Linked DNA regions of Homo sapiens: region 1 is linked to region 2. Evidence: chromatin loops called from intact Hi-C (ENCODE). Cell type or tissue: GM12878. All regions are shown on one strand. Links, peaks and the distances in the headings refer to the core of each region. The heading gives the core; the rest is flanking DNA. Region 1 overlaps CPEB3 (cytoplasmic polyadenylation element binding protein 3). Region 2 overlaps CPEB3 (cytoplasmic polyadenylation element binding protein 3).

Region 1 (11,103 bases), core at 2,248-10,247, 67 kb after region 2:
TGTGTCAATTTGGGCTAGCAGCTTTCTAGGGCTCCTCCTCCTTTCAGAAACCAACAGATGATGCCCTGCCCAGTGTACACACAGATTAAGAGCTACAGACTATAGCTCTTCATTGTCACTCCCTGGCCATCACTGGAAAGGTCACCAATGTACATGTTCGTATATTTTAAAACAGGGAACCTGGTAAGTACCAAAGAAATTCACTCCAAGTTCATGGTCTGGGACCAGAGAAATAGAAGCTCATTATCTTAGTTTCCAAACCCCTCTCTTCTAGTGGAAGGAAAATGGTAAAACAAAAACAAAAAACCCCTTGAATCTCAAGTTTATTGTACAACTCTAATTCCAGATAAAAAGAGACTTAAATTAAAATGAGACAAATAATAAAATTGGATTAAATAACCAAAATAAACATAATAGAATATTGTATTCAAAAGCCAAAACTATCTTAACCACTTTTTTTTTTTTTTTTTTTTTTGAGACAGAGTCTTGATCTGTCACCCAGGCTGGAGTAAAGTGGTACTATAATGGCTCACTGCAACCTGTGCCTCCCAGGTTCAAGCAATTCTTTGCCTCAGCCTCCCGAGTAGCTGGGATTACAGGTACCTGCCACGATGTCCAGCGAATTTTTGTATTTTTAGTAGAGATGGGGTTTCACCATCTTGGCCAAGCTGGTCTTGAACTCCTGACCTCAGGATCCACCCACCTTGGCCTCCCAAAGTGCTGGGATTACAGGTGCAGCTGTCTTAACCACTTTTAAAGCTTTATCATTTTTTAATTTGAACAGGCTTACGCCCAAACTGCTTTCATGCTAAACCTATCCCTGACAAAGTAATGCTGGTTTATTTTTCAAAAGCAGCCAATCTGCCTCTGGGGAGAGGAAAATGGATGTGTATACTGTTTTTCATAACAAGCCTCGTAGAACTGATTAAGTCATAGCTACCATATAATAGATAATTAATATGTGCCAGACCCTGTGCTGATGAGTATCTCATTGGATTACCTCATTTAATTTTTATAACTGTCCTATGAAGTAGATATTACAATATCTTTTTTTACAGATGAGGAAACTAAATATTAAATTCAGTCCTTTTTTTTTTTTTTTTTTTTTTTTGAGACGGAGTCTCACTCTGTCACCCAGGCTGGAGTGCAGTGGCGTGATCTTAGCTTACTGCAACCTCTGCCTCCCAGGTTCAAGCAATTCTCCTGCCTCAGCCTCCTGAGTAGCTGGGATTATGGGTGTGCGCCATGATGCCCAGCTAATTTTTGTATTTTTAGTAGAGACAGGATTTCACCACATTGGCCAGGCTGGTCTCGAACTCCTGACTCAAGTGATCTTCCCACCTCAGCCTCCCAAAGTGCTAGGATTACAGGTGTGAGCCACTGCGCCCAGCCTAAATTCAGTTAATACAAATCAAGTATCCTTGAAGAAGGCCAACTACACACAAATTATGTGTTATGTAAGCATTCCAGGGAGAAAAGAACCTAAGTCTTTAACCTAATCTTCCATTTAAATGTTACCCCATTTAAGAGGTGAACATGTTAATAAAGCATCTAAAATGGAAAGCATCCACATTTATTAAAATATTTGGTATTTAGAAGGTTAAAAAATTTTACTTTAAAATAAAGCCAGTACCATTCTAATAATGATACTTTAGGGTACTTTAAATGTCATAAAGTCAAGTCCAGTAAATACTTTTTTTTTTTTTTTTGGAGACAGAGTTTCGCTGGTCCAAGCTGGAGTGCAATGGCGCAATCTCGGCTCACCATAACCTCCACCTCCCGGGTTCAAGAGATTCTCCTGCCTCAGCCTCCCAAGTAGCTGGGATTACAGGCACGCGCCACCACGCCCGGCTAATTTTTTGTATTTTTAGCAGAAACGGGATTTCGGCATGTTGGTCAGGCTGGTCTCGAACTCCCAACCTCTGGTGATCCACCCTCCTCAGCCTCCCAAAGTGCTGGGACTACAGGCATGAGCCACCACACCCGGCCTCAGAAAGTCTTAATATATTCTGGTGATAGTTGGGTCCAGAAAAAGTAATCTCTATGTACTCTTTTTCCCTTTCGTTTTGAGACAGGGTCTCACTTTGTCACTCAGGCTGGAGTACATCTGTAGCCTCCAGCTCCTGGGTTCAAGCGATCCTCCTACCACATCCTCTCAAATACTAGGACTTAAGGCACATGCCAACACACCTGGCTATTTTCTTTTTTTAATTCTTAAACTTGTATTTATGTTTATATATTTATTTATGTTCATATCTTATTTTGTAGGCAATAAATGTTTCTATGAAACTTGGGGAATATAATTAATTTTTGCATATTGAGTCCATTTAATAACCTTCAGATAGCTATACTTAAAGGTCATACTTTAATTACTTTTCTAGGCAAATTATTCAAGTTTTTCACTTAAGTAAACCGTTTCCCCAAAATATGGAAACAAACTGAAGTAAAACAGATTTTTTGAGTCCTTTAATAGGTCTGGGAGAGTTATTTAAAATTATAGACTAAAAAAGTGCTTTGGAATTATTCATGTTTTTGCTTTCCTTTGTTATTGTGGAATTCAGCTTAATGAATAAGAAACAATATGAGAAGGTACACTTCTTTTTTCCTTTTTTTTTGTTTTGAGACAGGGTCTCACTCTGTCACCCAGGCTGGAGTACAGTGGCACGATCTTGGCTAATAGTCTGGACCTTCCAGGCTCAAGTGATCCTCCTACCTCAGCCTCCTGAGTAGCTGGGACCACAGGCATATGCCACCATGCCCTGCTAATTTTGGTATTTTTTGTAGAGACAGGGTTTTGCCATGTTGCTCAGGCTGGTCTAAATCTCCTGGGCTCAAGCAATCTGCCCCCATCGGCCTCCCAAAGTGCTGGAATTACAGGCATGCACCACCATACCCAGCCCATTTTTCTTTCATGTACATACACACACCACATACTAGGCTGAGTAGAAAGATAAGATAATGGTAAGACAATAGGAGAAATGAGAATTGCTAACTAGGAATAATTCTCAACCTGGAGACAGAAAGACAGAATGGTTTTAAGGCTCTGAATTGCCTGCACTTTAATTTTGACTCAGACACTTTGTATGTGATATCTTTGTGCCTCAGTTTTCTCATTTGTAAATGGGATAATAATCGTATTTACTTTTATAGGCTTTTGCGAGGAAGAAATGAGATAAAACATGTTAATCTATGTTTAATCACCACGCAGCCAGGCACAGTGGCTCACGCCTGTAATACCAGCACTTTGGGAGGCCGAGGCTGGCAGGTCACGAGGTCAAGAGATCCAGACCACTCTGGCCAACATGGTGAAACTCCATCTCTACTAAAAATACAAACATTAGCTGGGTGTGGTGGCACATGCCTGTAGTCCCAGCTACTCACAAGGCTGAGGCAGGAGAATTGCTTGAACCCAGGAGGCAGAGGTTGAAGTCAGCCGAGATCACACCACTACACTCCAGCCTGAGCGATAGAGCGAGACTCTGTCTCAAAACAAACAACAACAAAAAAACATGTTAAGTGCTTAAAACAGTACTGGGCACATAGCCAATATTGGTCATTAATGTTCTGCTATTATTTACTTCCAAAAATATTTGATAGTCCTGTTGTTGGCTTAACAAGAGGAGAAAGGACCTGGGATATGTTGAAGTAGGATAGGGTATCCTAAGCAAGGCTCAAAAGAACACCTTGGTGAGGTTCTGATGAGCAAAAATATGTGGGAAAAATGCTTTATGAGCTGTATAAGTATTCTATAAATAAATGGTAATAGGAAGAAATTAGATTATTTTGTAGCCTGAGTATGCTAGAAAGTGAATATTTGCTTGTCTAGCTCAACAGATAATGGTAATATTTCCCTACAAATCCCCCAAGTTGAATACCAGGGTAAAGATTCAAGGCTACACATTTTACAAGTCTTTAAAGTCAGACTCCTTTGTGGTAGAATGCCATTTTGAACTTCTGCATATTCATACACAAATTAACCAGATGCTGTCCTGGAGAAAGGGTTTACCAAGCTACATCCTTAATGTTAATAGTTTTCAAGAATCTGATAAGTATTTATGTAGAAGAAACTTGCTATTTACAAATAAATCTTAGCTATTTGCAGCCCTATAGCCTGTGTGTCCTTTGAGGAATCTCTTCTTGGGTCTTTCCAAATTTTAAGGAAGTTGGGCAATGTGTCTGGCCTCCCTTTTCTGAAAGCCCTTTTTTTTTTTCTTTCTTTTTTTTTTTTAAGGCAGAGTCTCACTCTGTTGCCCAGGCTGGAGTGCAGTTGGGGGATCTGAGCTCACTGTAACCTTCACCTCCCAGGTTCAAGCCATTCTCATGCCTCAGCCTCCCAAGTAGCTGAGACCACAGGTGCACACCATCATGCCTGGCTAATTTTTTGTATTTTCAGTAGAGACGGGGTTTCACCACGTTGGCCAGGCTGGTCTCGAACTCCTGACCCCAAATGATTCACCAGCCTCAGCCTTCTAAAGTGCTGAGATTACAGGGCAGGAGCCACTGCCAGCCTGAGAGCTTTTTTTGACTCCTCCTTTGTTTGTCCTCCCATAATTCCTAGCATATGGCTCTGTCATTGCATTTACCTCATTATATAATCATCATCTATTAAGTAGATCACTAGCTTCTTGTAGTCAGAGACTATGCCTCACTTAATCTTTTTATCTTTAATTCTTGGCATATTAAAGTTCCCAGTAAACATGTTGAACAAGTGAAGAAAGAGTGAAACAGCCCTGAGCATACTTGGAAAAATTTTGTTAGCACTAACGTTTGACAGTAATAAAGCTGTTATTTAAAAAAAAATTCTGTGATGTAGACATTTTGGAAATTCTGACTGAACCGTCTTAATTTACTGCATATTAGGCCAGGCACAATGGCTCACGCCTATAATCCCAGCATTCTGGGAGGCCGATGCAGGCAGATCACCTGAGGTCAGGAATTTGAGACCAGCCTGGCCAACATGGTGAAACTCCATTTCTACCAAAAATACAAAAATTAGCTGGGCGTGGTGGCACATGCCTGTAATCCCACCTACTTGGGAGGCTGAGGCATGAGAATCGCTTGAACCCAGGAGGGAGAGGTTGCAGTGAGCCAAGATCGTGCCATTGCACTCCAGCCTGGGCAACAAGAGACAGAAACTCTGTGTCAAAAAACAAAAAAACAAACAAAAAAGACTTTTTAGAGGCCGAAACAATAAGCAAGAAGACTGGTAGTATGATTATCTTCCTTCAATGAGACTATCAGGTATATACAATATTCCAAATGCAAGGACTCAAAAGTGGAATTTCAGCAGCTCACGCTTGTAATCCCAGCACTTTGGGAGGCAGACAGGCAGATCACAATATGAGGAGTTCAAAACCAGCCTGGCCAACACAGTGAAACCCCATCTCAACTAAAAATACAAAAATTAGCTGGGCGTGGTAGCAGGCGCCTGTAATCCCAGCTACTCAGGAGGCTGAGGCAGGAGAATCACTTGTACCCGAGAGGCGGAGGCTGCAGTGAGCCAAGCTGAGATCTTGCCACTGCATTCCAGCCTGGGCGACAGAGCTAGGCTCTGTCTCAAAAAAAAAAAAAAAAAAAAAAGTGGAATTTCAAGGAACAATTTCAGGAAGGAAAAAGGAGAGAGAAGCCAAGAAGAAATGAAAAGGAAAAAGCAGACAGAACTCACTATTTATATAATTATATACCCAAAATAATCAGTCTTTCATTGGGATGACCTGTAGTAGCCAGAATTATAATGCTCTGCCGCTCTGCAGTTAGATAAAAATAAAAAGATTTAAATCACAGCACACTGTAAGCACTCAAATTTCAATAGAATTGAATAAGTTATTTAATCTCCCTGTGTATGAGTTTCCTCATTTGAGAAATGTGGATAACAATAATGCCTACCTCACCTGGATGCTATAAAGATACAAATGAAGGTGGTCATCAACTATGGTATGGAAGCAGAAGGGACCTCAATTCTGTCTTCATGAAGGAGTAATAATGAACCAAAGTAAAATCAGGCATGATTTACAGGCAGCAAACTATGAAACTGTGAAAAAGGAAAGTGGCAAATATATTCCATTCAACTAAGTGGAACTGAATGTGTATAAAAAATTAATAGCAATTATTTTGAAATAATGCAGGATAGGAAAGTTGCTGGAAACCAAAAGAAAGGAAGAAAAATATAAACATACACGCACACATACACACTTTAAGGGGTAATACATAAACTATTGAACAATCTGTAGTCTCTTGGAAAAACTGAGGGTATAATTCAATTCCAATGGATATATGATGACTTTAACAACTACTCTTCATTTGAATAATGTTATAATTGTGTTGATAACATCTATACTAAATAAAAACAATTTCATTTAAAGCTATAAATATGGCCAGGCGTGGTGGCTCATGCCTGTAATCCCAGCACTTTGGGAGGCCAAGGCGGGCGGATTACTTGAGGTCAGGAGTTCGAGACCAGCCTGGCCAAGATGATGAAACCCAGTCTGTATAAAAATACAAAAATTAGCCAGGCGTGGTGGCACATGCCTGTAATCCCACTACTCAGGAGGCTGAGGCAGGAGAATCGCTTGAGCCTGGTACATATATAAATACAGGCAGAGGTTGCAGTGAGCTGAGATCACATCACTGCACTCCAGCCTGGGCAACAGAGTGAGACTCCATCTCAAAAAATAAATCAATAAATAAAAGCTATAAACATGAAAGCTCAAAGAAAATACCATGAAATATCTTATAAGTGAGAATATATGTAAAATGCTTTTGTCAGCTATAAAGAAAGCACCACATAAAATAAAAACTGGTGGAACAATATAAGCATTCAGCCACTTTTAGACAATTTTTGTTTAGAAAATTTGATGAAACAATACCTACTGGAAGTGAAGGCTTAGTCTGGTAGATAATTTATCAAGTATCCAAGAAAACTCTTACATTGTCTTTGTAAATTATAGATTATATCTCTGTATATGTGTATTAATAATGGCATGCTAATGGAAGATCACAGATTTATGCATGAAAGTGAGAAATGAAACAGAAACCACATAGAAACAGAAACTATGACTCAGAACAGATAAACTGTGCCAAATCATGACACGGAACACAAACTATCTAAGCTCAAATTGTTTTAAACAACAGCTCATTCAAACATATATCATAATTTTTTTTTTTTTTTTTTGAGACAGAGTCTCGCTCTGTTGCCCAGGCTGGCGTGCAGTGGCGCGATCTTGGCTCACTGCAACCTCTGCCTCTCAGGTTCAAGCAATTCTCCTGCCTCAGCCTCCCAAGTAGCTGGGATTACAGGAGCCCGCCACCACACCAGGTTAATTTTTTTGTGTGTATTTTTAGTAGAGACCGGGTTTCACTATGTTGGCTAGGCTGGTTTTGAACTCCTGACCTCAAGTGATCCGCCCACCTCAGCCTCCCAAAGTGCTAGAATTATGGGCATGAGCCACTGCGCCCAGCTCAAACATATATGTTCTAAGATCATATATCTTTTTCTTTTTTTGAGACGGAGTTTCACTTTGTTGCCCAGGCTGGAGTGCAGTGGTGCCATCTCGACTCACTGCAACCTCCACCTCCAGGGTTCAAGCAATTCTCCTGCCTCAGCCTTCCAAGAAGCTGGGATTACAGGCACCCGCCACCACTCCTGGTTAATTTTTTATTTTTATTTTTTGTACTTTTAGTAGAGACGGGGTTTCACTATGTTGGCCAGGCTGGTTTTGAACTCCTGACCTCAAGTGATGTGCTCACCTTGGCCTCCCAAAGTGCCAGGATTATAGGCAGGAGCCACCGTGCCCAGCTCCAACATATATGTTTTAAGACAATAAATTCTTTTTTTTTTTTTTTTTTGAGATGGAGTTTCACTCTTGTTGCCCAGGCAACAAGACAGTGGTACAACAAGACAGTGTACAACAAGACAGTTGTACAGTGGTGCAACTTCAGCTCACTGCAACCTCCACTTCCCAGGTTCAACCAATTCTCCTGCCTCAGCCTCCCAAGTAGCTGGGATTACAGGCACTCACCACTGCCCAGCTAATTTTTGTGTTTTTAATAGAGATGGGGTTTCACCATGTTGGCCAGGCTGGTCTCAAACTCCTGACCTCAGGTGATCCACTCACCTCGGTCTCCCAAAGTGCTGGGATTACAGGTGTGAGCCACTTTGCCCAGCCTAAAACAATATATCCTCATTGTCCAATATAGTAGCCACTAACCACATGTGGCTATTGAGCACTTGAAATGTCGCTAGAATAAACTGAGATGTGCTGTATTTGTAAAGTACCCACCGGATTTCAAAGACTTAGTACAAAAAAAAGTAAAACATCTCATTAATAATTTTTGTATTGATCATGTGTTGAAATAACATTTCACATATAGAGGTTAAATAAAATATATTAGTAAAATTAATTTCAGCCAAGCATGGTGGCTCACACCTATAATCCCAGCACTTTGGGAGGCCAAGGTGAGATGATCACTTAAAGCCAGAAGTTCCAGACCAGCCTGGGCAACATAGCAAGACCCCATCTCTACAAAAAATAAATAAAATTTAAAAAATTTCAAGTGTTTCTTTTTACTTTTCAAATGTGCCACTAGAAAATTTAAAATGATCTATGTAGCTTGCAGTCTATTTCTTTGGACAGCACTGCTATAGACAGAGTTCATGGTAACTCTGCTTAAATTCCTGCATTCCGAAGTTTCAGCAACTAGGCCAGTTTATACATTTTACCAATCCCCACCCAAATCTTGTTTACTTCTGCCCTAAAACCACATTATGAGTAACCCCAGGCCCCAAAACCTTATTAAGTACCCTAACTTCTCCCATCCTAAGACACTCCTTCTTCTAAGATACTCCTGAGGCTCTGTCAAGGTAGTGCTTGCTCAGCAAGTTTAGGAAACTCAGTTTCATATAATTAACAGATTTCCCTAGTGGTGTTTACATGGGGCTTTAACAAAAGTCAATGAATAAGAATTGTAAAGTGAAATAAGTTGTGTTGGAGATTCATTAAGTTTAACAAACAGAAACAATGATGATCGGTTTGAAAAGGGTAATTTATAAATAAGTTGTTCTGTCTAATGATTTAAATTACCAAAATTAAAATCCATACTTGTAGCAATCTACCTTATTTCGGTTCCTGGAATGGTAGAGTAGGAGAACATAAGATTAATGTAGAAACAACAGGCATAATATATCAATTTCATTGAAGCTGGAATCTTAAGAACAGGCTATAAACATGTCCTAAATTTTTAGACTTTGTAGAACCTTACTATTTTTATGATTTGACACTTAACTCCTGACTGGGTCTTTAAAGCAGATTTTAAATGAAACACAAAACAAACATGGCCATCTCCACTACTTTTTCCAACAGTCTCAGGACTCAGTAGAACACTATGTTAAAGCCCAACAACTAGGGTAAATCTCCTAGTCTAGAGCTAATTATAATATGGCAAATTAGTTGAAGTCCACCAAATCTCCCCAGCACAAAGTGAATTATACCCTGCCATTTTGACTGCAATTCATGGTCACATTTAAACTCCAGAATTACAGAAATATAAGCCATACTTCTAAAAAGCCAAATTTATCCCCAAAATCACCAAACAGAAAACCATACATATGACTCAACTTTCAACTTTTTACCATTGCACACATATTAATCTCAAGTAACACACAACCATTTTCATTTTCCACCAAATAGTCACCCATCCCACCTGCTATGGACTGAATGTCCCCCAAAATTCATGACTTGAACTTAATCTCCATTGTGGTGATATTAAGAGGTGGGGGGCCTTTTGGGAAGTGATTAAGTCATGAGGGCTCCACCCTCATGCATGGATTAGTGCCTTATAAAAGGGTTAGAGGGAACCAGCTTAGACCCTTTTTGACTTTCCATCCCTCTGTCATGTGAAGACTCAGCATGCTCTTTGGAGAATGCACCAACAAGGCACTATCTTGGAAGCAGAGAGGAGCCCTCACCAGACATCAAACCCACTGGCAACTTTGATCTTGGACTTCCCAGCCTCCAGAACTGTGAGGAAATAAATTTCTGTTCTTTGTAATTACCCAAACTGTGGTATTTTTGTTACAGCAACACAAATGAACTAAGATACCACTCAATTTTTTTTTTTTAAGATGAAGTCTCACTCTGTCCCGCAGGCTGGAGTGCAGTGGCGTGATCTCAACTCACTGTAACCTCCGCCTCCCAGGTTCAAGCGATTCTCCTGCCTCAGTCCCCCAAGTAGCTGGGATTACAGGCATGCACCACGACATCTGGCTAATTTTTTTTGTATTTTTACTAGAGATGAGGTTTCACCATATTGGCCAGGCTGGTCTCAAACTCCTGACCTCACGTGATCCGCCCACCTCGGCCTCTCAAAGTGCTGGGATTACATGCATGAGCCACTATGCCTGGCTCAAATTTATTTTAACAATTTTTTTTTCAACTTTCCCAGCATTCCTAACATCAGTAAAAGTTTTTTGTTATTTCTTTTTTTTGAGACAGAGTCTCACTCTGTCACCCAGCTGGAGTGCAGTGGTGCAATCTTGGCTCACTGCAGCCTCTGCTTCCTGGGTTCAAGTGATTCGCATGCCTCAGCCTCCCAAGTAGCTGGAATTACAGGCATATGCCACCATATCTGGCTAATTTTTGTATTTTTAGTGGAGGCGGGGTTTTGCCATGTTGGCCAGGCTAGTCTCAAACTCCTGACCTCAAGTGATCCACCCACCTTGGCCACCCAAAGTGCTGGCATCACAGACGTGAGCCACAGTGCCAAGCCAAGATTTTTTTTTTTTTTTTTTTGAGACGGAGTCTCACTCTGTTGCCCGGGCTAGAGTGCAGTAGTGCAATCTCAGCTCACTGCAACTTCAACCTCCTGGGTTCAATCGATTCTCCTGCCTCTGCCTCCTAAGTAGCTGGGATTACAGGCGCCCACCACTACACCCAGCTAATTTTTCGCATTTTTAGTAGAGATGGGGTTTCACCATGTTGGCCAGGCTGGTCTTGAACTCCTGATCTCCTGATCCGCCCACCACAGCCTCCCAAAGTGCTGGGATTACAGGCATGAGTCACTGCACCTGGCTTTTTTTTTTTAGACGGAGTCTCACTCTGTCACCAG
Region 2 (11,103 bases), core at 935-8,934:
CCTGTATCCACAGAATTGGTCGAGGTGGATGGTTTGGCCATAAGGGTGTGGCTATTAACATGGTAACAGAAGAAGACAAGAGGACTCTTTAAGAAACTGAGACCTTATACAACACCTCCATTGAGGTGATGGCCCTCAATGTTGCTGACCTCATCTGAGGGGCTATCCTGCTACCTAGCCCCAGCCAGGATTCATTCTTGGGAAACTGAGGAGCAGCAGGAGGCGGAAGGAAAGAGAGCCAAGGGATGGACATCTTGTAATTTTTTTCCTTGAATAAACGTCACTTTTTGAGGCAAAAAAAAAAAAAAAAGGGAGGGTGAAAGATCTGAATAGGCATTTCTCAAAAGACAATATACAAATGGCAAACAGATATATGAAAAGGTGCTCAATATTACTGATTGTCAGCGAAAGGCAAATCAAAACTACAATGTGATATCATCTCACCACAGTTAAAATGGTTTTTATCCAAAAGACAGGCTATAAGAAATGCTGGTGAGGATGTGGAGAAAAGGGAACACTTGTACGCTGTTGGTGAGAATATAAATTAGTATAGCCACTATGGAGAACAGCATGGAGGTTCCTCAAAAAACTAAAAATAGAGCTACCATATGATCCATCAATCATACTGCTAGGTATATATAACCAAAAGAAAGGAAATCAGTATATCAAAGAGATACCTGTACTCCCATGTTTGTTGCAGCACTATTCACAATAGCCAGGATTTGGAAACAACCTTTATCCATTCATCAACAGACGAATGGATAAAGAATATGTGGTATGTGACCAGGCACGGTGGCTCACGCCTGTAATTCCAGCACTCTGGGAGGCCGAGGCAGGTGGATCACCTGAGGTTGGGAGTTCGAGACCAGCCTGACCAACATGAAGAAACCCCATCTCTACTAAAAATGCAAAATTAGCCAGGCATGATGGCACAGGCCTGTAATCCCAGCTACTCGGGAGGCTGAGGCAGGAGAATCTCTTGAATCCCAGAGGTGGAGGTTGAAGTGAGCCAAGATTGTGCCATTGCACTCCAGCTTAGACAACAAGAGTGAAACTCCATCTCACACACACACATAAAAAAAAAAAAAAAAAAGAATATGTGGTACATATACACAGTGGAGTAGTATTCAGCCACGAAAAAAAAGAGTCCTGTCATCTGCAACAACATGGATGGAACTGGAGGACATTATGATAAGAAAAATAAGCCAGGCACAGAAAGACAAACTTCCCATTGTCTCATGCATTTGTGAGAACTAAAAATCCAAACAATTGAACTCATGATGACAGAAAATAGAATGATGTAAGTTACCAGAGGCTGGAAAGAAGGTGGGGGTGGGTGGGTAAAAGTGGGCATGGTTAATAGGTACAAAAACATAATTAGATGGAATGAATAAGATCTTGTCTTTGATAGTACAACAGGGTGACTACAATCAACAATAATCTACTGTATATTTTTAAATAACTAAAGTATAATTGGAATGTTTATAACACAAAGAAATGATAAATGCTTGAGGTGATGAATACCCCATTTACCCTGATGTGATTATTACATACTGTATGCCTATATCAAAATATCTCAGCTGGGCATGGTGGCTCACACCTGTAATCCCAGCACTTTGGGAGGCCAAGGCAGGAGGATCATGAGGTCAGGAGTTCAAGACCAGCCTGGCCAATATGGTGAAAACCTGTCTCTACTAAAATTACAAAAATTAGCCGGGTATGGTGGCACAAGCCTGTAGTCCCAGCTACTCAGGAGGCTGAGGCAGGAGAATTGCTTGAACCCGGGAGGTGGAGGTTGCAGAAGCCGAGATCACACCATTGCACTCCAGCCTGGGCAACAGAGTGAGACTCTGTCTCAAAAAAAAAAAAAAAAATCAAGCTACCAATGACTTTCTTCACAGAATTGGAAAAAACTACTTTAAAGTTCATATGGAACCAAAAAAGAGCCCACATCGCCAAGTCAATCCAAAGCCAAAAGAACAAAGCTGGAGGCATCACACTACCTGACTTCAAACTATACTACAAGGCTACAGTAACCAAAACAGCATGGTACTGGGACCAAAACAGAGATATAGATCAATGGAACAGAACAGAGGCCTCAGAAATAATGCCGCATATCTACAACTATCTGATCTTACAAACCTGACAAAAACAAGCAAGGGGGAAAGGATTCCCTATTTAATAAATGGTGCTGGGAAAACTGGCTAGCCATATGTAGAAAGCTGAAACTGGATCCCTTCCTTACACCTTATACAAAAATTAATTCAAGATGGATTAAAGACTTAAACATCAGACCTAAAACCATAAAAACCCTAGAAGAAAACCTAGGCATTACCATTCAGGACATAGGCATGGGCAAGGACTTCATGTCTAAAACAGCAAAAGCAATGGCAACAAAAGCCAAAATTGACAAATGGGATCTAATTAAACTAAAGAGCTTCTGCACAGCAAAAGAAACTACCATCAGAGTGAACAGGCAACCTACAAAATGGGAGAAAATTTTTGCAACCTACTCATCTGACAAAGGGCTAATATCCAGAATCTACAATGAACTCAAACAAATTTACAAGAAAAAAACAAACAACCCCATCAAAAAGTGGGCGAAGGACATGAACAGACACTTCTCAAAAGAAGACATTTATGCAGCCAAAAAACACATGAAAAAATGCTCACCATCACTGGCCATCAGAGAAATGCAAATCAAAACCACAATGAGATACCATCTCACACCAGTTAGAATGGCAATCATTAAAAAGTCAGGAAACAACAGGTGCTGGAGAGGATGTGGAGAAATAGGAACACTTTTACACTGTTGGTGGGACTGTAAACTAGTTCAACCATTGTGGAAGTCAGTGTGGCGATTCCTCAGGGATCTAGAACTAGAAATACCATTTGACCCAGCCATCCCATTACTGGGTATATACCCAAAGGACTATAAATCATGCTGCTATAAAGACACATGCACACGTATGTTTATTGCGGCACTATTCACAATAGCAAAGACTTGGAACCAACCCAAATGTCCGACAATGATAGACTGGATTAAGAAAATGTGGCACATATACACCATGGAATACTATGCAGCCATAAAAAAGGATGAGTTCATGTCCTTTGTAGGGACATGGATGAAATTGGAAATCATCATTCTCAGCAAACTATCACAAGGACAAAAAACCAAACACTGCATGTTCTCACTCATAGGTGGGAATTGAACAATGAGAACACATGGACACAGGAAGGGGAACATCACACTCTGGGGACTGTTGTGGGGTGGGGGGATGGGGGAGGGATAGCATTAGGAGATATACCTATTGCTAAATGATGAGTTAATGGGTGCAGCACACCAGCATGGCACATGTATACATATGTAACTAACCTGCACATTGTGCACATGTACCCTAAAACTTAAAGTATAATAATAATAAAAAATAATAATAATAGTTATTGAAATAAAAATAATAACTGGAATTATTCATATGGTTATAATAAATAATTGATAAGAAAACATACCAAAAAAAAAAAGGCCGGGCATGGTGGCTCACGCCTGTAATCCCAGCACTTTGGGAGGCCAAGGCAGGCGGATCACGAGGTCAGGAGAGCGAGACCATCCTGGCTAACACGGTGAAACCCTGTCTCTACTAAAAATACAAAAAATGAGCCGGGCGTGGCGGCAGGAGCCTGTAGTCCCAGCTACTCGGGAGGCTGAGGCAGGAGAATGGCGTGAATCCAGGAGGCGGAGCTTGCAGTGAGCCGAGATCACGCCACTGCACTCCAGCCTGGGCGACAGAGTGAGACTCCGTCTCAAAAAAAAAAACAAATAAAAACAAAAAAAAAAAAAACAAAGAACAAGCAACAGCCCTCTATATTAACTTATTTTTGTGGGTTATGAAGAGAGTGAGAATTGGAGAAGTACAACTGACAATGAAACCTAACAAACCGGACATAAAAGGAAGCCACTTGCCTTCCTCAGGTTAAGCTATAATTTGATTCATTTATGAGGCACAGGAAGGACAAGTATTTTCACTTCATCTTTTTGTGCTGAGTAATATTACACAATAATACGTATCAAAAAGCCATTTTTCTGAAATGAAATGTATCCTTGAAGCATATCTACAGAATGTAACACAAACAAAACCTTTAACCCAAAACATTCTTCTATATAAATCTAGGAACACACCCAAATGAATATCACCAGTAAAGTTCCCTAGATTCTGCAGAAATGACAAACTATGAACAAAGCAATATATTTTCATGCACTCATAAATTATCAAATGAGCCTCCCCAAAAATCAGGGAAGCAAGGTCATATGGAGTGTCTTTTGCTAGTTTGCCCTCTGCTCCCAAACAGGCTAAGTCACTTAATATACAGATGTGGATAAAGATAATTTTGTACAATGCCATTCTTTAGCCACTAGGTTTCCCAGGTTTGGGGTTTACAAGATCTATAAAACCACAGGGCTATGGAATACAAATAAAATCTGACCCTAAATAATCTTTTCCTTTACCATTGCTGACATTCCTCAAAACCCTAGATCTTTCCTTTCAAAATAATGAAAATTAGCAGGAGGCTCATCCACAACAGACTTCCAGGGTCTCACTGTCAATAAAATCGGTGCCATGAAACAATCAGTGTGCTTCAGGGGAAGAGTCTCTAAGTGGAAACATAATACACAAAAGGATGATCAACATTAAAATGTTTTCCTAATTGGGGGAAAAAATTCAACAGCTATTTCAAGAGTTAAAAGGCTGCCTTTTATTGAACTGTCATGCTATCTCTCCAACAGGCAAGCAGTGGAAACATTTTAAGAGCATTACCTTTAGGAGGAAAATAAGACTTGCTTTCAGCTTTGTGAGGCCAGTCTACTACGAGAGGTCCAAACCTGCGAAAGCTGGCAGTGATCTCATCTACAAAACAAAGAAAGAATCTTAGCAAAAGAGAAAAAAATATTGCAATCAGAAAACCAGAAGAGCACAAAACATGTCTTTTTAGTTTAAAAAAATGTTTTGAGGGTTGTTTTCTATAGCATCTTTACGGAAGTGAAACCTACTAAGTGAAATACCATTGCTTGGGTGTACATTTGGTTATTCACTTTTAATCATGCAAAGTGTGTTTCTAACTATAATTCATTTCCTTTCACTGCCAATAAACTTGACATAAAGAATTTGGAAGAAAAGTATCTCATATTAAACTAAGGTGACTTCTATGTCAAATAGAAAGATTCTAAAAATAGGAATGTTCTCTGATTTTAGTAAGAAAGTAAGGTACAGAAAATATTTAAAATATGGTTTCACTTGTAGGAACCTCTAAGATTATTTAAGAAATAGATACGATTCTTTTGGTAAGGAGTAGGGGCAATAAGTAGGTAATTCTATTGGGTGATAAGAAAATGTTGATGGCCAATGTTCTCTTTAATAACTACATATTACGTACCCTATATAGAAAATATATCAAAAATTATAGATCAATACATTTATATTTTCCCTCTGACATATGACTCAAAGCAGAGGTTATAACCTGGCTCCTACTCAGGTTTAGGGTACCACTCTCTCAGCCATGATCTTAAAAATTGTCTTGAAGATAATCTAATCAATAGATGAGATTAACATGAATACAAGAACAATTTGGAGGAAAATAAGCATTCAGCTATGTATAACTTTAATGTAGTTAGTCTAAAATAAAACCACTTTTTGAGACTTTTCTCCTGTCACCATGAAAAAAGGAAATCATGATAAATTTGAAGTGTGTCATAGCTAGAAAAATGCTAGAAAAACAAGACTGTTAGAATATCAGACAGTATTTTTATATCAGACCCAAAGCCTACTGGAACTAGAGTTGTTTTTTGCTTAAGTTAACTTTGTCACAATTTTATTTCATTCATCCTTTCAACAAATATTTATTGACAACTTACCGTGTGCTAAAATAAACTGGCTTTAGGCATAAGTGAACACTCACTTTTGGACTGATAGCATCTCAAAACTATTATTAAGAAAAATTCTAATTCATCTTCATTCTTTTAAAGAGGTGGATTATGCTTTTTGTTAATAGGTATTTGTTTTTATTTATTTATTTACTTATGAGACAGGGTCTCACTCTGTCATCCAGGCTGGAGTTCAGTGGTATGATCATAGCTCACTGTAACCTCAAACTCCTGGGCTCAAGTGATCTCCCACCTCAGCCTCCCAAGTAGCTGGGAGTACAGGCACATACCACCATACCCGGCTAATCTTGTTTTGTAGAGACAGGGTCTTGCTATGTTGCCCAGGCTGGTCTTGAACCCCTGGGCTCAAGTAATCCTCCCATCTTGGCCTCCCAAAGTACTGGGATTACGGGTGTGAACCACTGCACTGGCCAGTATTTATATTAAAATGTGAGATGGTTTGGTGTGATGCACATGAGCAGAAGCTCTGGAATCTAATTGAATTTGAGTTGCAACTGCACCATCAGCTATATAACCCTGAACAAATTATTTCTCTCTGATCCTCAGTTTCCTTATCTATAAAATGGAGATGCTAGGATATCCTTATTAGATAGCTATGAGGATTAAATGAGATAATGTAACATGAAGTACTTAGTACAATAATAGACTACCACTTTCTAATCCACCAAATAGTCTCACCTCCTATGCACTAAGATATAGATGTCCTAAAGTTGACTTGGAGAGGAGAGGCAGGGTCAGAACACACAAATAACAAACTCAGCCTTTGCAAAATCATTAATGAATGCATAGTACCTTCATCAATATCAGGAGGAAGTCCTCCAACAAACACCTTTCTAGAGTAGCGTTCTACTCGTTCCCCATTTTGACAGCGAGTGGGAGAACTTAAGCCAGATGACAAGGCTTGATCACCATGGCTATCATCCAGGAAGGCATCTTCAAAGGGAAAGAGAGAAGATCGACCTGAAACAAATGTGGGAGTTTCTATAATTAAAATGATTTTCTAGGACAATAAATGCTCTATTAGAAGCCCGAAGTGCAGAGAGAAGCATACAAAAAAAAAGGTGTCCTGAGCTGTGGCTTTTCCAAGATTAACAGGACTGAATATTACCAGATAACTTTTTATCATCATTTTTGTGTAAGGGTAGGCACAGCCTTGGGATGACCAGATTGCTAACTAAAGAAAAAGAATCATCCAGGTGGGCATGGAGGCTCATGCCTGTAATCCCAGCACTTTGGGAGGCTGAGGTGGGCGCATCACCTGAGGTCAGGAGTTCGAGGCCAGCCTGGCTAACATGGCAAAACCCCGTCTCTACTAAAAATACAAAAATTAGCCGGACATGGTGGTGCATGCATGTAATCCCAGCTACTCAGGAGGCTGAGGCAGGAGAATCGCTTGAACCCGAACCCGGGAGGTGGAGGATGCAGTGAGCCAAGATCGTGCCATTGCACTCCAGCCTGAGCAACAAGAGTAAAACTCAGTCTCAAAAAAAAAAAAAAAAGCATCAAAATTTCAGTGGTTTCCTTGCTAAAAAATCACTGCATTTTACTCATTCAGTCTCTATCATAGCTACTAGGAGTATATTCAGCAGCTATGTTTTTTTCTTTCTTTAGTCATTTCTTAAAATAAATGGACAAAGTAATCTCTATCCACAGATTTTTATCTGCTCTTTATGGTAATCTCAGAGGTTTAGTTCTAAAGAGTGGTCCTGATAGCCAAGGGAATACAAAACTGGTGACAGAGGCTGATAACTTCTTTTCTAATAGTGGAACTAAAGATCATCAAGTTTTCCTTGTCATTCCAAGCTACTCTAATTTGGAAATAAACATACGCAATAATAAAGGACAGGGTAAGTAAATGAAAACACATAACTTAAGATGTGGGAGTATAAATGTGGATGTGGTTATGAAACCCTTAACCCTACTAATCTAGGCTACATTTTATATCACTCAAAAAATATACGAAAAGAAATGAAAAAAGAATTATTTTCATTAATTCTATAGCCAAATAAAGTTTGTAGAGCAAAAGTATCTACCCAATCCACATGACTATAAGAAAGATACCAGCAGTTAGAGTCAGCAGTAAATTTACCAGCAGTAAATATAACACAATAATGTCATTTGGCATTACAAAATAAAATCTAAATTTAAAATCAAATATATTTCCTGTTTGAGTCAGTGACTTCCTAGCAAAACTTTCCACTAGGTTCCACTCTAAAAATGAACCATTAGAGTACTCTAACTTTTGGGGGAAAAAAGGAAAATTCCCCTCTAAAATAAATTAATATACTCTTAAAAAAAAAAAAGAGCAGTGTCTTCCCCATTTAGTCTATACTATCTTTATTTCCCTGAAACCTAGGTTTTTGTGTCACAACAGCCAACTCTAAAACAGAATATAAATAGCCCTTAGAAAAATACTGAACATGTATTTCTTTTACAAAAAAGTTAAAGTTATTAATATAACTCTGGTTATTTTGTGAACAACCCAGGTAGTGTAAAAAAGACACTGTTTTAATGCTAGGAGTTAAATAAGAAGACCAAATAATTTTTTGTTCAGTTTTCCCCAGCTTAGCTATAAAGAAACAGAACAAAATCTGTCATCTCATGCCACCCATCTTTTTTAGCCTGGCAGCAACAAACAATAGACAGTAAATTCTCATCCCTTGATGTTTGTTTTGATCACTGGGGGTGAAAGAAATAGATTTGCAGCAACTATAGGCAAAAAGAGCTTTCCAAAGACATCCAGTGACGTTCTCCTAGAGCTGACAGGTTTGCTTTATTCCATAGCCCACACTCAGTGAATTACATGCCTACTCAGTGTCAGGCACATGCGCAAATCAGCATTTCCCAGTGAGTGTTCCCAAACCCACCTCTTACCTTCAACACTAGTAACATTAGATACTCAGAAAACGAGAGCTGGGGAAGGGGAAATGAAATAATCTGGGAAAATAATGCGTACGTTATGCTTTTCCACCTCAGAAAATAAAAGGCTACGAAAAGTTCTACAGTAAAGAAACATTAACTGGCCAGGCATGGTGGCTCATGCCCATAGTCCCAGCACTTTGGGAGGCCGAGGCAGGTGGATCACTTGAGTCCAGGAGTTCAAGACCAGCCTGGGAAACATGGTGAAACTCTGTCTCTACAAAAAATACAAAAATTAGCCGGGCATGGTGATGCACATCTGTAGTTCCAGCTACTGGGGAAGCTGAGGTGGGAGGATCGCTTGAGTCCAGGAGGTAGAGGTTGCAGTGAGCTGAGACCACATCAGTGCACACCAGCCTGGGTGACAGAGTGAGGCCCTGTCTCAAAAAAAAAACATTAACTTACTCCAGCATTACCCAGATGTTAAAGGAACCCTTTACCATACAAAACTCAGTGGAAAACACTTGAGGAAATATTCACCCATATTTCAGTGACACCGAACAAATAAGATACTTCCTTGCCAAAGGAATCACAGTCTGGTGGGGGAGACAGGCAAGTACATAAATAATTATAAAACAGAGATGTGCTAAGAGAAGACTTTACCAAGTGACACAAGAACACAACTTACTGCCCTCCTGGAGATTGGCGGGGAGAGATTTTTAGAGTATTTTCACAGGAGGGCAATTTTGAGCAGAATCTTGTCAGAGTGGGAGTTTCTGAAGTAAAGGAACAAGAAGCCACAGAGCAAGTACTGTCAAAACAGCTCTTGATCTTTCCCTCCAAAATTGCTCCTTCTCTAATATTCCCTAAAATCTCAATAAAAATGCTGATTATCCACACTGGATTCAATCCAGAAACCTAGAAATCATCCTTGACATCTCCCTTTCTCTTATACTCCACGTCAAATCCATCTCTCACTAAATCCTGCCAATTCAAGCAGAGTAAATAGTCTGTTTAGTCTACTGACTTCTACCTCGTACCCCACAATGCTTTCTCCACAAAACAGCCAAAGGTACCATTTTCAAACATTAATTTGAACATGTAAGCACACTCCTCACCCCATCCTTGAAAGCCCTCAATGATTTCCCATTACTTTTTGGATAAAGTACAAAAACATAACTGTGAACTGCAAGGCCTCTGCACACCCCTTCTACGTCACAGTTGCTGCCTCTCCTTCTTGCTCACTAACTGCCAATCACACAGACCTCCTTCGTATTTTCGATTATTCCTCCTTGCTGCTAGCCATAAGGACAATGTGTTCCCTCTACCTAAAACAAACATACCCTTTTCAACTCTCCAATTTCCTAATTAATTCCTATTAATTCTTCAGGTCTCAGCTGAAAAGTCTTCCTCAGGTTGAACTTTCCTAAGCCTTTAGATTAGGTTAGATTCCCTTTTCTATCCACACACAGCCCCCTGTATTCTTCCTTCCTAACACTTTCCCCAAGGACCATTATACCATTTGGGTGCGTTTTTATTGAGTATCTCTTTCCCTAACCCTATTAAATTGTAAACTCTATTAGGATGGGACCAATTTAATCTTGTTCACCACTGTATCTTCCTGCCCTAATTAGGTCACATAAAAGGCACACCAAAAATGTTAAATGTGAGGCAGCATCCAGGGAAGGAAAACAGTAAGTGAAAAGGCATGTGGCTGCAAATCTATGATGAAACACAATACACAGGTGTGAGAATGGCAGAGATGTAACCATGTCCTAGAAAATTGAGACTTTTCCTATTGCTTTTATTTGGTCAGGCATTAATGTTCTATATTACAAAATGGAAAATTATTTTCCCATTTTTTGAATTTAATATTTATTCTAATACTGGCTTTTTTTTTTTTTTTTGAGACAGAGTCTCGCTCTGTCACCCAAGCTGAAGCGCAGTGGCACAATCTTGGCTCACTGCAACCTCTGCCTCCCAGGTTCAAAGGATTCTCTTGCCTCAACCTCCCCAGTAGCTGGGATTATAGGCATGTGCCACCACACCTGGCTTATTTTTCTATTTTTAGTAGAGACAAGGTTTCGCCGTGTTGGCCAGGCTGGTCTTGAACTCCTGACCTCAAGTGATCTGCCTGTCTCGGCCTCCCAACATGTTGGGATTATAGGTGTGAGCCACTGTGCCCAGCTCTAATACTGGCTTATTTTGAACGACACTAACTCCATAGAGACCATGATATTCTCACATAATCCATCTTCTGTCCTGTCAGAATGACTTCTCTAAGATACCTATGACCATGTTGTCCT

What was found. Peaks named below come from ENCODE experiments on the same cell type or tissue, not always from the same donor. Only the 100,000 strongest peaks of a DNase experiment are listed, where the experiment ranks them.
Region 1: it touches region 2 in a loop (7-fold over the local background); 4 of 110 quality-filtered maps call a loop at or near these places.

Annotation. Positions count from the first base shown.
Region 1 is chr10:92,204,384-92,215,486 of GRCh38, forward strand. The region is part of intron 2 of CPEB3 (cytoplasmic polyadenylation element binding protein 3); the gene reads right to left. Among named protein-coding and RNA genes, the nearest start is that of CPEB3, 81 kb to the right of the region's middle. RefSeq lists an enhancer at 6,949-7,118. In GM12878, for the core only: no CTCF peak of the experiment used is centred there; a DNase peak (open chromatin) is centred at 7,038; H3K27ac peaks cover 1,451 bases.
Region 2 is chr10:92,138,215-92,149,317 of GRCh38, forward strand. It overlaps CPEB3 (cytoplasmic polyadenylation element binding protein 3), which reads right to left. Exons shown (of 10, transcript NM_014912.5): 5 at 6,731-6,871; 6 at 4,815-4,904. It also overlaps the pseudogene EIF4A1P8. Among named protein-coding and RNA genes, the nearest start is that of CPEB3, 150 kb to the right of the region's middle. In GM12878, for the core only: no CTCF peak of the experiment used is centred there; DNase peaks (open chromatin) are centred at 3,957 and 4,977; H3K4me3 peaks cover 837 bases; H3K27ac peaks cover 1,001 bases.